Regions from separate parts of the Homo sapiens genome. Here region 2 is linked to region 1. Evidence: chromatin loops called from intact Hi-C (ENCODE). Cell type or tissue: CD4-positive, alpha-beta T cell. All regions are shown on one strand. Region 1 overlaps LOC107986669 (a long non-coding RNA gene). Region 2 overlaps RPS6KA2 (ribosomal protein S6 kinase A2).

Region 1 (2,500 bases):
AGTTGGGCTGGGTTCCTGAGTATTTCATGACAACCCAGCTGCCCCATCAAGATGCAGTCCCATAAACAACAGTTCTTGCACAAATTCGTTTCAGAGAGGGTGTAGGTAACCTTTTGAGTCAGGATTGAGATAGAGTTTTTTGATTCTGTGAGTACTTTAAGGCTTGACTGAGTGCAAACAGCTCGCACGTTTGAGCAGACCAATTGTTAGGCAATTTTCCTAACTCTGCTTCTACAAGAGTTTCCCTATCAATTACTGAATACCAATTGTGGGCTTTTTTTTTCTCCCCTCAATCACCGGGGAGGAACCATCTATGGTCCTGTCCTGAAGGGATTTCCTCCTGGGTCTGGTTAGACCTTTGTATGGTAATTAAGATTTAAATTCCTCATTAGGAAACCTTCTGGGTTAAGGGAATTTTTAGTGGTTAACGTTAAATCACCTTTGTCTAACAGAATAGCCCTATACTTTTAGATTTTTGAGTTAGTAAGCTACCTTTTTTTTTTTTCTTTTACTTAGGATAGCTCTGAACTGGTGAGGTGTGCTCACAATGAGGTTTCCTCTAAAGGTTATTTTTCTACTTTCTTCTGCTAGCAAAGCTGCTGCTGCTACCGATGGAATGCATTTGGGCCATCCGCGGGTTACTGGGTTAAGGATTTTTGATAGAAAGGCTACTGGTTGTCAGCGGTCTCAATGCAGCACTTCTCACAACGTGTTCCCAGGACGCCTGGGGTCTCGGAGGCCTGTTAGGGTCTGTTTTCATAGTGATACTGAGCCAGCATCACTCTTTTCCTCTCTCCTGCGATCCCCAGCACACAGTGGCGTTACTGTGGTCCCGTGGTGCGTGATGGCACAGGACAGAACACAGTGCATGCGAGATCCTATGGCTTCTACTGAGCCCACCACTCATCTCTCATTTGTTTATTTTAGAAAATAGTTTTTAAAAATATATTAAAAATATGTTAACATAATGGGTTTATTGCTAACATGTAATGTATTTAAAGCTATTTAAATTTCTAATAAGGTTAACATAATAGGTAAAATCCACAAAACAGAAGCTCTTTGGGGTTCTCAGCCATCTGGTCTTGAGACCAAAGAAATTGGGACCCCCCCCCCCCGGCATGGAGGGAAGCGTGTGCTCTGGCGCCCCCTGCCTAGACAGGCTGCCCCTGGCCGCGTGCTAGTTGTGTGACTGCTTGGGTAAGCCTTGGTTTGTCATCTGTAAAATGCAAGTATTGCTAGTACTGCTCTCACAGGGCTTTCATGAGCTTTCAACGATGTAACTAATCCAGATAAAGTGGATTATTTAGTGCAGAATAGACATTGCCTGTTATCATCTTAATAATGGGGAAAAAGAAGTACTTTAAAATTGTTAGCATCCAACACATTTCCTAAGTGTTTTTTTAATTCCCAAAGCCTTTCACAGTAACAGACCAGCGTTAGAAGAAATGTAGACATTTTTAAGTTATTGGCAAGTTTTCCAAGTAATAAAATTGGTTTTAAACTGGAATAAGCTTCTGTGTTAAAATTCAGGTTTGGTTTTAGTTCTAGATGTTTGATTGCTTACTGTTACATCATGTAAAATGATTTGAATGAAAGTATAGAAAGAAGTAGACCATAGGGGATAATGAGAAACAATGTATTGAAATAGTTCCCATTTTGAAGTTTTTCTGAATGTACATTTAAATATTATATAACTTAGTAAAAAAGAAGAAATTAAGTTAATGAGAAAAATGAAATGTTTTTCAAATAATGGCTAATTTCCTGGTGTTGTGATGTGATTACTGGCTCTAATTTTATTCACTGGTTACGAGGCAGGAGTGAGCAGTTGAGCAGCCAGCGCGCATCGTGTGGGAGCCCGGAATCCTTGGGATCATTTCTGTAGGGTCTGGGCAGTTGGGATGATCAGATCTGAGGCCCTTTACACAGCAGGGTCACCGAGCTGCAGCCTTGATAATTCTTCAGTCCACACAGTTCAAATCGGTGGAACAGCTGCCCTCTGTAATTGTAGTTGGGCCTGAATGTAAACTTCCTGGTGTTTTATTTTAGTGATTGAAATATTCTCTGTGCACATATTATTCACTGGAAATGTCTTAAAGGGTTGTTGTAATGGAAATTCTTTACTCTGATACACACTTTACTCTGACAGAATAGTGGGGCGGGTGGATAATCACCATTCCCACATGTGGACAATATTGTGTTATTGTTATATTTGAAATCTGAAAATCAAATTTAATTTAAAACATAAATGACGTAAAACATAAGTCAAAAATATGGACAGTTCCAAATACATAGGACCCCTAAGCAATGTGGGGGTTAGGGGTACCAGCCTCCCATAGGGTCAGAAATCCTTGTGTAACTTTTGACTCTGCAAAACATAACTACTAATAGCCTACTGTTGACCAGAAGTCTTATCGATAACTTAGTTGATTAACATATTTTGTATGTTAGCCGGGCGCAGTGGCTCACGCCTGCAATCCCAGCACTTTGGGAGGCTGAGGTG
Region 2 (2,500 bases), 200 kb before region 1:
GTGGTTTCCATTCATGGCCCCTCTCATTAAATCTCCTTCAGCCCAGGTTGCTTGCTTCCCCCTTTTCCTCCCCAGCGTTTGTCTTCTGTGCCACAGTCCATGCTGCCCCTGTGTCCAGTGAGGACAGTGCTCACATGCTGGCTGGGACGTACGCCAGGCCTTCACCCAGTGGAGCGGGGCAGGCAGGGGTCTCCTTCCTCCAGGCTACCAGGAGCTACCTAACTTTAAGCAATACTTTTTACTGCAGTGAGCATGTTTCCTCTTCTGTAAGAACATGGGGTTGAATTGCATGCTCCCCAAGGTCTTTTAAGCAATAAAATCCTGATTCCGTTAGTTGAGGCAGAAGAAGGACCTCCTGTGTCCCCTTGGGCAGAAGTGATAAGCAGTCGCTCCCGCACCCTCCACCTTGGTGTTTTGGTCTCAAGGGATTAGGAACTGCGAGGACCACTGGGGAAGGAGGTGCTGAGGTTTAGGGGAGACACTAGTATCCCCCAGCTCTGCCCACAGCACTGCCTGCTGGGTGCCTACTCGATGCCTGTCTAGACTCTAAGGCAAGCTTGTCCAACCCACAGCTTGTGGGCTACATGGGGCCCAGGATAGCTTTTAATGCAGCCCAACCCAAATTCGTAAACTTTCTTAAACGATTATGAGATTTTTTGTGATGTTTTGAAGCTCATCAGCTATAGCTAGTGTTAGTGTATTTTATGTGTGGCTCAAGACAGTTTTTCCGGTGTGGCCCAGGAAGTCAAAAGATTGGACACCCCTGCTGTAAGGAATGTCACAGGACCACGGTGATGACAAGGGTCTGGGGTTAGAAGAGGGATGGGCAGAGCAGTGGAACAGCAAGGAGAGATCAGAAAAAAAGAAAAAGAAAAAAAGGGGATCTGAGCATATAATAAAGGTGTCACTGCAATGACACCTGAAGCGGCACAGTGTGGGCGGGCCCCGTGTTGTTGTGGCACACACATCACTGCACAGGTTTCTTAGGCAGCCCCAGGAGGGGGAGCCATCTCATCCGGTTTGTATATGAGGAAACCAAAGCCAAGAGTAGGGCACAGTGACACTGACAGTGAGCTGGGTTGCAGGGCCATACACCACGGTCACCACCTGGGCCCCCGGAGACAGTATTACAGACCAAACGGGAAAGCAAAACTGTCCCAACACCAAAGACAAAGGTGGACTTCAGACAGCCTGAATCCTAGGTGTGAGTATTAAAACCAGGAGTTGAGACAGTGAAACTCAGGGACCCAGGAATGAGGAAGGACTTTCTCTTTTTAACTGTGGTAAGACATATATAACATAATATTGATCATTTTAACCATTTGTAAGTGAACAGTTCAGTGACATCAATACATTCACAATGTTGTCCTCACCAATGTTATACCCAAAATCTTTGTATCATCCCAGGTGGAAACAATGACTTCCCATTCTCCCCCTTCCAGCTCCTGTTCACCACGATCCTGCTTTCTGTCTCTCTGATTCTGGCTACTCTGGGCAACTCTTATAAGTGGGATCCTACAATAGTTGTCCTCTTGTGTCTGGCTTATTTCACTTAGCATAATGTCCTGAGGTTTCATTCATACTGTGTGTTAGAATTTTACTCTTTTTTAGAGCTGAATAATATCCCATTGTGTGTGTGTGTGTGTTTGTGTATGTGTGTGTGTATTTACTACAGCATCACATTTTGTTCATCCATCTGTTGATGGACACTTGGGTTGCTTCCTCCTTTTCTGTTGTAAATAATGCTGCCATGAACATGGGTGGATGAACCCGTTCAAATCCATACTTTCAGTTTTTTTGGATGTGTATCCTGTGAGCAGAGTTGCTGGGCTGCATGGTAATTCTACTTCTTTGTAAGGAACTACCAAGCTATTTTCCTCAGTGACTGCACCATTTTACACTGTCATCAGCAATGCATGATGGTTCCAAGTTCTCCACATCCTCCCAGTTTGTAATTTTCTATTTTCTTTTTATTATTGCAGCATTCTTGGTGAAGAATTTCTTAAATAAAACTTTAGCAGTATGTATCACAAGTCCTAAATATGGATAAATTTAAATACCTGGCCCATGATACAATACTGATCATATTTGTCCCAATAGCAATGTTTGAAGAAATTTTCTCCCATCGCTCATGGGGCTGTGTGAGGTCCCGGATACTGCCCTGGGTGTAGCAGCTTGCCCAGGGGAATGCTAAAGCTGTTTTTACTCAAGTGGTGCTCTTTGTTTGTTCATTTGTTTCTGCATCAAAACTAATTACATCTGTATTCCCAGATGGCCACACTTGAGATAGTGTGAGCACTAAGAAGAATATGTAGCTGTTGTAACACACTAAATTCAACAGAAAGTACATGGTCCATGGTTATCTTCATGGAGAGGGAGAGAAGGAATCTTCCTCTTGATTTCCAGTTCCATCAGAAATGTGACCATGGCTGTTCTTTAGCCCTGAATGATTCAGGCAGGGATCACGTATGTATGCTCACACCATTGGATGAAGGATTGT

The links. A loop is a pair of places that touch in the nucleus more often than their neighbours do. Peaks named below come from ENCODE experiments on the same cell type or tissue, not always from the same donor. Only the 100,000 strongest peaks of a DNase experiment are listed, where the experiment ranks them.
Region 2: it touches region 1 in a loop (4-fold over the local background); 3 of 110 quality-filtered maps call a loop at or near these places.

Annotation. Positions count from the first base shown.
Region 1 is chr6:166,312,091-166,314,590 of GRCh38, reverse strand. The region is part of intron 2 of LOC107986669 (a long non-coding RNA gene); the gene reads right to left. Among named protein-coding and RNA genes, the nearest start is that of PRR18, 4.9 kb to the right of the region's middle. In CD4-positive, alpha-beta T cell, a CTCF peak has its summit at 1,181; a DNase peak (open chromatin) is centred at 1,150.
Region 2 is chr6:166,511,253-166,513,752 of GRCh38, reverse strand. The region is part of intron 3 of RPS6KA2 (ribosomal protein S6 kinase A2); the gene reads left to right. Among named protein-coding and RNA genes, the nearest start is that of MIR1913, 3.1 kb to the right of the region's middle. In CD4-positive, alpha-beta T cell, no CTCF peak of the experiment used is centred here; a DNase peak (open chromatin) is centred at 1,002.